Regions from separate parts of the Homo sapiens genome. Here region 1 is linked to region 2. Evidence: read pairs that join two places in POLR2A ChIA-PET (ENCODE). Cell type or tissue: CD4-positive, alpha-beta T cell. All regions are shown on one strand. Links, peaks and the distances in the headings refer to the core of each region. The heading gives the core; the rest is flanking DNA. Region 1 holds the start of FASLG (Fas ligand). Region 2 has its middle 49 kb from the start of FASLG.

The links. Peaks named below come from ENCODE experiments on the same cell type or tissue, not always from the same donor. Only the 100,000 strongest peaks of a DNase experiment are listed, where the experiment ranks them.
Region 1: POLR2A ChIA-PET joins it to region 2 with 5 read pairs; 4 of 35 experiments call an interaction of 5 or more read pairs at or near these places.

The regions. Positions count from the first base shown.
Region 1 is chr1:172,656,278-172,661,659 of GRCh38, forward strand. It overlaps FASLG (Fas ligand), which reads left to right and starts at 2,826. Exons shown (of 4, transcript NM_000639.3): 1 at 2,826-3,272; 2 at 3,818-3,863. The coding sequence starts at 2,925. In CD4-positive, alpha-beta T cell, for the core only: no CTCF peak of the experiment used is centred there; a DNase peak (open chromatin) is centred at 2,734; H3K4me3 peaks cover 2,704 bases; H3K27ac peaks cover 963 bases.
Region 2 is chr1:172,705,551-172,710,932 of GRCh38, forward strand. No RefSeq gene overlaps it. Among named protein-coding and RNA genes, the nearest start is that of FASLG, 49 kb to the left of the region's middle. In CD4-positive, alpha-beta T cell, for the core only: no CTCF peak of the experiment used is centred there; a DNase peak (open chromatin) is centred at 3,101; H3K4me3 peaks cover 409 bases.

The DNA.
Region 1 (5,382 bases), core at 113-5,112, 49 kb before region 2:
GCTGAGGCGGGCAGATCACGAGGTCAAGAGATCGAGACCATCCTGGCCAACATGGTGAAACCCCATCTCTACTAAAAATACAAAAATTAGCTGTGTGTGGTGGCATGTGCCTGTAGTCCCAGCTACTCGGGAGGCTAAGGCAGGAGAATCACTTGAACCCAGGAGGCAGATGTTGCAGTGAGCTGAGATCACGCCATTGCGTGCCAGCCTGGCGACAGAGTAAGACTCAATCTCAAAAAAATAAAAAATACATATATATGGTTCTGGACAATTTTTCTTACAGTTATTTTGGGATTTTCAAATAGTTTTTTTGTTGTCTATATGGTAGAATTCTTAAAATTACAATTTCTGATTATGAAATTTAAAGTTAGTTGAATTCATAACGATGAATAAAGTCACATGTGAGTTCAAAAGCTCGTTAACTCGTGCACTGTCTTGCTAGTCTCATCCCTTGCACTGTTTAAGAGTGGAGAGTGGGATGTGAGCAGGAGTGCCTGGTAAGGAGGCAGTAGGAGCTGACGCTAAAGAGCCTTGGGTAACGGTAAGAAGCTTGCCTTGCTCCTGAATCAAACCTTCCAACAGAAGGCAGGGAAGTGAGATCATTAGGTTTGTTTTTTAAAAAGCATTTTTCTTATAGCATTTTACTGGGTGATTTGGGCTTGGGAAAGGTCGGTGGCAGGGCACCTGTTAGGGCATTATTGCAGTATTTCAAGTGAGAGATAAAGTCTGACCCCAGGCAACAGCAGTAAGAAAAATGGGAGTAGCGAGGATGGGGCAGGGGGGCAGTACACTGAGGGGAGGGTAAGGAACAGGTCTCAGGTAAAAGCGACAGTCCTGGGTGACCAGTTAAACGTTGGGGGAGAGGAAAAGAAAGGAGATGAAGTTGCCACCAGAAAGAGTGGCCTCAGGAGAAAGGGGTTGTACAGGGTTGGGGATGGGGTGGGATGGGCAGAATGTATCAGAGAAATAGTACCCTTGGGGTTGGTGTGGTACAGGTGAGTGGGCCTGAATGATAGTAATGGAAATCCCAAAGCATGATATAAAAACTAACGAAATTTGAAAAGTAATAAACATGAAAAAAATGAAAAATTTTGATTTATGGGGGATTTATTTGGCTTCTATTGGAGAATGATTAGGACTGAAGCTAACTACTTGGAAGTTATTGGCATATAAATGGTATGTGAGGCCAGAGGAAATGGTGAGATGAGCCCAAGTAGAGAGGCCAGCTTTAAACAACAACAACAACTACCAAAAAAAAAAAAAAAAAAAAAAAAGCAAAACAAAGAAATAGGACACAGAGTTAGATTTGAATGTCAGATATATGATGAATAATTGTTTAGTATATTCCATGTTTGGACATGTTTAAGACCTACTTGTCCTAAAAATAATGTATTATTTATCTGAAATTCAAATTTAACTGGGCACCATGTATTTCATCTGGCAACCATAACAGGGGCAGCACACAGAAATGTTGGCAGGGACCAGGCAGGCCTTTCAGATAGTGAGGTGGTGTGTGAGACACAGGCCAGTGGTGGAGGCTGGGTGACCCAGAACTCCTGTCTCTCATTCTCAGGGGCAGCTGCTACATACTTCCCACTGATTGGGTTTGCAGAGATGGCCTCGAGGGTGTCTGATATTCTGATATTTCAAAACAGAATAGAAATATGTATTTTAATGTGTATTTAATATATATATTTTAAAATATTTTTAATGTTGATATTAAAAGTGGTCAGTTGGGCTCAGTGCAGTGGCTCATGCCTGTAATTCCAGCACTTTGGGAAACTGAGGCAGGAGGATGTCTTGAAGCTAGGAGTTTGAGACAAGCCTGGGCAACATAGCAAGTCCCCATCTGTACAAAAAAAAAAAAGAATAAATTAGTCAGGTGTAGTGACTTATGCCTATAATCCCAGCTACTCAGGAGGCCAAGGCAAGAGGATTGCTTGAGCCCAGGAGTTTGAGGCTGCAGTTAACTACGATAGCACCACTGCACTCCAGCCTGGGTGACAGAGTGAGACTCTGTCTCTATTTAAATAAATAAGTAAATAAATAAACTGGGCAAACAATGAAAATGAAAACATTGCGAAATACAAAGCAGCTCTGTGGGTTCCACTGGTTTGCAGCCTCTGATCTAATTTCTAAAGTGGGTGTAGCAGGTTTTTAACCTGTAAATTATGGTGATCGGCAGGTCAGGGTAAATGGTAGTTGTGTGTGGGGAAGAGATGATGGCAACAGATGTTTTCCTCCTGCAAAAACTAAAATGTGGGAGTGACTTCTCTGGCCATGACTCCATGGTCTCTCCCCTCAGAGCCATTTTCAGTAAAATTTTTATAGTTTAAAAAATACGGTTCTGAACAATTTTTGTTAGAGTTATTTTGGGATTTTTAAATAGTTTTTTGGTTGTGTATATGGTAGAATTCTTAAAATTATACAATTATAATGTATAAAAAAGCATGCAATTATAATTCATAAAATTATAGCCCCACTGACCATTCTCCTGTAGCTGGGAGCAGTTCACACTAACAGGGCTATACCCCCATGCTGACCTGCTCTGCAGGATCCCAGGAAGGTGAGCATAGCCTACTAACCTGTTTGGGTAGCACAGCGACAGCAACTGAGGCCTTGAAGGCTGTTATCAGAAAATTGTGGGCGGAAACTTCCAGGGGTTTGCTCTGAGCTTCTTGAGGCTTCTCAGCTTCAGCTGCAAAGTGAGTGGGTGTTTCTTTGAGAAGCAGAATCAGAGAGAGAGAGATAGAGAAAGAGAAAGACAGAGGTGTTTCCCTTAGCTATGGAAACTCTATAAGAGAGATCCAGCTTGCCTCCTCTTGAGCAGTCAGCAACAGGGTCCCGTCCTTGACACCTCAGCCTCTACAGGACTGAGAAGAAGTAAAACCGTTTGCTGGGGCTGGCCTGACTCACCAGCTGCCATGCAGCAGCCCTTCAATTACCCATATCCCCAGATCTACTGGGTGGACAGCAGTGCCAGCTCTCCCTGGGCCCCTCCAGGCACAGTTCTTCCCTGTCCAACCTCTGTGCCCAGAAGGCCTGGTCAAAGGAGGCCACCACCACCACCGCCACCGCCACCACTACCACCTCCGCCGCCGCCGCCACCACTGCCTCCACTACCGCTGCCACCCCTGAAGAAGAGAGGGAACCACAGCACAGGCCTGTGTCTCCTTGTGATGTTTTTCATGGTTCTGGTTGCCTTGGTAGGATTGGGCCTGGGGATGTTTCAGCTCTTCCACCTACAGAAGGAGCTGGCAGAACTCCGAGAGGTAAGCCTGCCGGCAGACTGCTGTGCCCTGGAGGCACCAGGCATAAGGGGATGGAGGGCCCACTGCCTGGCTTGCAAAGTGCTTTTCAATCCTTTTTTTTTTTTTCTTAGAAATGGGTTGTTCTAGTTATTCTATTCTATAGACAGAGAAATGGAGGCTCATAGGGGTGAAGGGAATATTTTTTACTTTGTAAAGAATCAGAGCCCAACAGTTTGTCTTTCCTCAGTTGTCAACTCAGTCTGTTGAACCACTTACTGCCTCATACCTATTGATTTAAGGAGTAAAAAACAAACAAACAAAACTTTTAAGTTTTGCTTGGAAGTAAATTTGTTCAGATGACCAAACTAAATCTTGAAAATTGGTACGATTCCAAATCACAAAACTGAGGGACAGTGAGGCAAAATTGCTTGGCCAAAGCCCAAGTTAGCAGAACTTCTGAGGTATTTGGATTCTCTTTCCAGGGCTTGGTTTATTTGACGATTCTGCCTCTTTTGCTTAAAGAATTTTATTTTTATTATACATCTTTTCTCTTTCTGTTTTACTAGTCTACCAGCCAGATGCACACAGCATCATCTTTGGAGAAGCAAATAGGTGAGTCTTTTTTCGCATGTACATTGAGTTCCCAAAGATGATCCTCAGCACAGAACTATGTTAATGGAATGCCTTAAATTCTGTCCCACACTTTGGTTTCTGTACACTATAAGAGGAATTCTGGCTAATTCAGAATCTCTGGTCTATGATTCCTTGAGCTGCTTTAAAAATGTGAAGTGAATTGAATTGCTCACAATCAATATAGCTGAGCACTGCACACAATTCAAAATCACTTCCACTTGACTTTGGAAAGAGACACACATATACAACCCTGGACCTTTGCCCCCTGAGAAGTGGCTCCAGGCCTGTCCCCTTCCACAGACATCCTGGTCCTGGCACACACGCCAGTGGCTGTAACTCCTGGGAAGAGAAGGCGAAATGAAGGCAGAGACAGATGTTTCTGAGAAACGTCCTTTCCTCTTTTAAATGCCCTAAAGAGATTACATTGAAGCTTTATTTACAATATGTTTTATAGGATGTAAGCTTTTAAAACATGGATAATCAATTCCCCACATTAGAATGGTTTTTCTTGAAGTCACTGAGAAGCTTAAGGGAAGACTTCAGCCATCATTCAAAGGATGTTCAGCTTCACCCACAGAGGCAGTCATGAGGTACCCTTGATCACAAAGGAAAATCCTTTGTATGGGAGCTAGGGCAAGAAGATGATAGGTTGAACACTGATCTCATGAAATTTCAGGGCATAGTTGTGCAAGCTCTGTACAGATAGATTTTACAGTGTGCTTCACTAGTCTAAGATTCATTGAAATTTTAGATTTAGATTTACAATGAGATTCATTGAATTTTTAGAGGTGGAAGGAAGCTTAGAATATATCTAGTCCAGCCATTTCATTTTTTGGAAGAGAAACAAAATACCAGATGGATTAGGTGAATATGCCCAAGACCACTGGTATGCCATTGGGGCTAGAAGGAACACAGGCTCTTGATGCCTTGTCACCTACAGGGCTTTCCAGTACTGGACTGGTGCCTCATGAAGGAGGGAAACTCCTGTCTCTCTGTAGTGAGCATGGAATAAGAAATAGATGAAAAGCAGGATACCTCTGCAAAGACTATAGGTAGATCTCATCCTTAGAAACTCAGAATAAAGAAGAAGGCAGCACTGGCCATCTATTAAGTGAAGCAAGTTCCAGTTTCTCCGGATGTGGCTACTGCACATGACCCAGTCGCCTGTCTACTATCCTAGACTGTTAAGTTCTTATATGAGCCACTGTTGGGATGCTCTGGCCCCTGCTTCTGTGTCCTAATCCTTAAATGTTAGAAAGTCCATATGTACACAAGCAGAGTGGAAATATTTGATAGAAAAGTAAAGCCTCTGGAGGACGTCTGAAATAAGATCATTTTGAAAATCTGTGGAATGTGCCTGGTCTGATAGGTATCTAATTATTCATCTTTCACCCACTCTCTGGAGTCAATTTAGTGATTAAAAGTCAAATGATCAGGTGAGTCAGATCCATCTACCCCAGTAAGCAATTATGTTCTCTAGATCAACCCAAATAAACCA
Region 2 (5,382 bases), core at 317-5,316:
TAGATAATAGTGAATATAAATGAAATAGGGTTTCCCTAGCTGAGCATATAGACATCTTATTTAATCACGCCATTGAATACTCATTGATCCAAATGTGAAGCATCTGTGTTATTCTCTGAGGCTGTTTTGTTCTCCTCTGTGTGGATCCAAATACTAGGGCCAATAAAAGGTCATTGCTGACATGGCCTGTGATGTCCCTTTGGAATAGAACAATGATGGTCCAGGTGGTGTACCTTTCATGAAGACAGATAGCCTGTATTGAGCATGGAAGAGCTTAGACAGTGGGATAGAACCCTTTTTAAGAACCCTTTTTTTTTAAGGTTTTATTTTTTTGATCTCATCGAAGATCAGCTCTGGTCATCTCAGAAGTACAGAGTGCTGTATTATGGTTCTTTTACTGATCTTCTGGAAGGAGAAGCAAAGTGCAACATACTGTGGGCCCCTACCTTAAATGGGAATGTTGGGTAGTTACTCCAGCTAGAAAACCACAAGGGCCAGGTGTATGTATTGGTCATGGAGACTTTGTTGTTTGTGTAACTAAGTACCCAAATTCAGTGTTGAAAATAAGGTCCCCAGATTTCTGAGCCTGCTTTTAAATATTTGATCAACATATTTCTCGAGAGAGACAGAGAGCAAACTTAGCTGTCTCATATGTACCTGAAAATGAACATTCCTTGAACTAAATTATGGCCCTCCTCCTCCTCCCTACCACCTGCCCCACCAACTTCCCTGCTCTGAATCTCAGTAAATGGCACTGTTCTCCACACATGAGGCCAGGGATCAGGGATCACTTCTGATTACGCTCTCTCCTTTACTCCTCTGTCCAACCCATTATCAAGTCTACCACCTCCATGCTTTCCATCCTGTAAGATTCTTTCCCATCCTTGTCCTTTCACTTGGTTTCCTGCTCTTCTGGCCCTACTCTTGACCTCCAGGAATCCATTCTTCACCTTGCTATTGGAGTATTCTTTTAAGATCACATATCACACATCTGGTTCTGCTGTTCACTTCTTTGCTTAAAACTCTTCCAGGGCTTCTCATTGAGGTGAGCCCCAATTTCTTAACTTGGCTCACCTACTGATGTGGCCCTCTGGCTACTTGTGCCACTACACTGACTCTTACCCCTCCAGCCTCAGTGGAAGCCTCCCAATTTCTGTTCCTGCCATCTTCTGTGTGGACCTGAATACTAGGGCCAATTAAAGTTCATGCGCTGAAATGTCCCTTCATGTGCTGTCCCTTTACCTGACCCTCCTTCCCCCAAGTCACACACTCTTTGTTTAAATAACTCCCACTTATTGTTCCAGGCTCAAATTAAATGCGACTTTCTTCAAGAAGGCCTTCTCTGGCTCCACCAGACCCTAAAAGTTCCCCTAGCTGTACATGTCCAGAGGCCCCTGTATTCTTCTTTGTAGTACTTTTGCACATTAGAAATTTCTTCATTATGTATATTTATGTATTTAATGTGTGTCTTCTCCACTTGACCATAAGGGCGAATTCCCTTCTATTCACTGCTGTGTACCTAGTGTCCAGTGTTGTGCCTGGCACATAAGGCACCCAAAAAACATTCTCTGACTAATGCTGACTCCCTGGATCAGGGTAATTTTGCCAGCAAGTAGCAGAATTCTCAGACTCAAATGTGCCTTTAATATAAGGTTTGCAATTCTTTCATGTGTCAGAAAGTTCAGAGATAGGGCAGGTTTCAAAGTGTTGATTTAGCAGCCCAAAGGGTTACAGCATTCTGCTTTCTACCATGCTGGCTTCTTCTTGGGTCAATTTCGGTGTGTGGTAATCAGAATACTTGCATAGAGTCTGCCTTGCTTCTCACCAAGGGTGAGTGGGAAGTGACTGTGGCCACGGATACATCAGAGGGAGCCAGGCTTAGGGTCTTCAGAAGTGACAAGACCCCATGGGTTGGCCACGGCACATCCTGCCTGCTGTTGCTGCTAATTCAGCAGTGGTTTCCAAGACCCCAAAGATTCCATGAAAACTAGCACTTAGGTAGTATGCTTTATTGAAGATCTCTTAAATAAAGTATTGACCATCACATTCACAGTTCAGTGCGGGCTTCTCTGGCAAAAGAACAAAAGACAGTGAAAGAAAATGAGGGTGAGAGCAAAACTGACCCTCAGATTGTCTTCATTTTCCAAGGATTCAAATTGAAACACTTGCAAGCAAAACCCTCTTTTCTAGGAGAGCCAGAAGTGGACTTATTTTGCCTTTTCTGAAAAGAAATGAAGGCTTCCTGAATGTTTGGCTTTCTTAGTGACTTCAAAAATGCCACCAAATTTTCATTTTGGAATCTTATGGAGATGTTTAGATTCTGAATATAAACAAGCAGTACTTAACATTTATTTTCTCTTTTAGATAATGGGCCTGAATTTATGTATACTGAGTTAAAACCTCATGCTCTAATTAAGAAGAGCCAGGATTCTCTTTTTCTATTTTCTAAATTCTGTGGGAACCCATAGTTAACCTTCAGACTCTTTGCTTTGACAAAACACTTAAATTTTTAAAAATTACACATGAGGAGCAGAGAGAGAGCGAACAGATCTCAACGATAAATAAAGCATGAATTGACTTTAGTGGCAAAAGCATGGCAAGTACTGTGGCTAGGGCTTAATTCCCGGTGAACGAAGAATACTCGGACATTGACAGATTCAAGTAAATGAAGACGCTCGGTTGGTGGCTTCTGAGAAAAATGTTTTCCTGGCCGGGGGTGTGGAAATCAGGTTCCAATGTGTCTGTAGGTACAGCTTATTCTCTCTGATGGTCTTTCTTTTTCTTTGTTTATAACTTGATAAGACTGCATTGTTGTTCTTTCTAACCTTTTATTTTATTGCTCTTAAAACAACTTAGTGATCTAAAGATACTGGGGAAATCTGTTCTCAAGTAAAACTTTTGTTTCCAAGTGGGATGTGGGAGGTGGAGGTCACCTTGGGTACTCCCTGCTCTGCGGATTTCTGAGTGAGAAGACACCTGCTTCAGTTGACACGCTGAAAACAAGCTAAACAGCTAGAGCTTTTTCTTTTGATCTCTCCCATGGTGTGGGATTTCCTCACCTCACATTTGCTGAGCATTGATTTCCACTGCAGATATAAGGTGTCTGAGTTTGTCACTGTTTCCCCACACTGTTTGTCAACTTTTACTTTTTGTTTAATCAGGCAGCCCCATGGGGGTGGAATATTATTCATTGTTCCAAGTAGTGCATAATCAGACAACCTGAGGATGTTTGCAGCCTTTGATGTATGAAATTGTGTCTCTCTCTGGGGACTCCTCAGCTGTAGATTTGATGGGTGTTTTCCATGTTCGCTTTGCAGGCTGAGCTGTCTACTCTTTATGAGGCTGGGAGATGAGGTGTTGGGGAGAAGAGATGAGAAAATTGCTTTTCTCTTTTTTGCTAACCTATGCATTTGTTTTTAAGATACTTGCAGAATACTGAAGAAGACAATCTAGCTTTGAAGTCTGTACTTATCCTTCTCCCCATACTTACACCAATTGATTCTGAAATGACCCAGTGGCTGGGACTGGCTGGTTGGGGGCAACTTCTTCTTTATCCTTTCTCTATGTCCCTCCAGAAGCTTCAGTCTCAACAGTAGGGACTGCATTTTATTAACAAACAAGTTCCATTCTGCTGTCAAGAGTATGTGAGTAATTTTCTCTTCAGGTTGAAGAACAAAATAAAATGATCAGAAAAAAGCTAACCAATTTCAATTAGTAGAGGACTATCCTTCTTTTACACATCCCACTCAAAACTTTAAGATCAAAATGATAGAGTAAAATTGCTTTATACAACCGAAAAACTAAATCCCGTCTCAAAGAGGTTAATAACTTTCATGACAGAACCTGATTTACAAAGCACATGGGCTCCTCTTGTTCATTTTCATGCCAGCAGCCACAGTAATGATTTAGAAAACATAAACTAGATTGTACAGCTCCCCAGCATTAACCCCTTCATAATTTTCTGTTACTCTAAGGATAACATCTAAACTCTTGACCATGGCCTGTCTGGCCTGTGTGGTCTGGCCCCTTTCTACCTCCCCATCCTCATCTCCACTATGCTCCAACTGCACTGGCCCCTTTGACTCCGGGAACCATCACACTCTAACCCCAGAGTCTTTGCACATGCTATTTCTTCTTCTTGAAATGCTTCTCTTTACTCATAAACTCCATATGTGGCTTGTTTGCTCTCGGGTGATCTCAGAAAGGCCTTCCGCAGTCATGCTAACAAGAGCCCTCCCCACTATTCTGTATTACTACACTCTGTTCAATTACCTCATGCATTTATCAATAACTTTTGATTATCAGTGTGCTTATTTCCTTGTGAATTGTCTGTCTCTCCTTATTGGACTACAAAGACTATGCCTGTCTTTTATTCTTCTCTTTTTTTCTCTGTTTTCATTTCTTTTTTTTTTTAAGGTGAGCAGGAGAACTAGAAGAAACAATTATATATAGGTTTATTTTAAAAGTTATGGTATAATTTACATAAAACAAAGAAGGAATATTTTAAATTTTCAGTAACCACCATTCGTAATAAGATACAGACTTTTCCCAACATCCTTGAAAGTTCCCTCATGCCCTTCTCCAGTTAATCCCTCACCAAAGGTAACCATTTTTGGACTTATGTCACTATACCTCAGTTTTTCCTATTCTTGGCTTCTTACTTTCATTATGTTGTAATGTCTTTAAGATTCACTCATGTTGTTGCATGTATCAGAAGTTCATATATTTTTATTGCTGAATAGTTTTCCATTGTAAGAATACACTAAAAATTGTTTCTCCATTCTCTGTTGATAACGTCTGGGTCATTTCCAGATTTTGTCTTTTATGGATAAATTTGTTATGACTATTCTTGTACAACAAGTATTTTATGGGCATATTATTCATTTTGGGGGGGCATTCACCTAGAAGTGGAATTGCTGACTCATGGGGTAGATGCATATTTAACCTTATGAAAAATGACCAAAAACATTTCCATGAGCGAGGGCTTAGCTTAATTAAAGTGATTGATTTGCAGTCAATTGATGTAGGATAGAGTCTTGCATGCAGTCCTTAAAGTTTATTACAGAAAATTTATTACAGAAATTAATACTTACCTTAGTAAGTAGAATATACTTTTATTCATTGAAATACAACTGATTTTTAATTTTAGGGCTTGTTTTATTCACTAAAATATTCCTTATTCTTTATTCTAGGGCTTCACACATGGTGGTTATTTATGATCTCTCTGTTGAATGATTTAATGCTCTTTTTAGCCTTCTGACTTCCTGAGAGGCATTGATCAATTATTCAAGGGTGGAATTTGTATTGAGAAATTATGACTCTAAGGTAAAACTTAAATCATCATTATGATAAACAGACAAATACAAGAAAAATACACAAGGT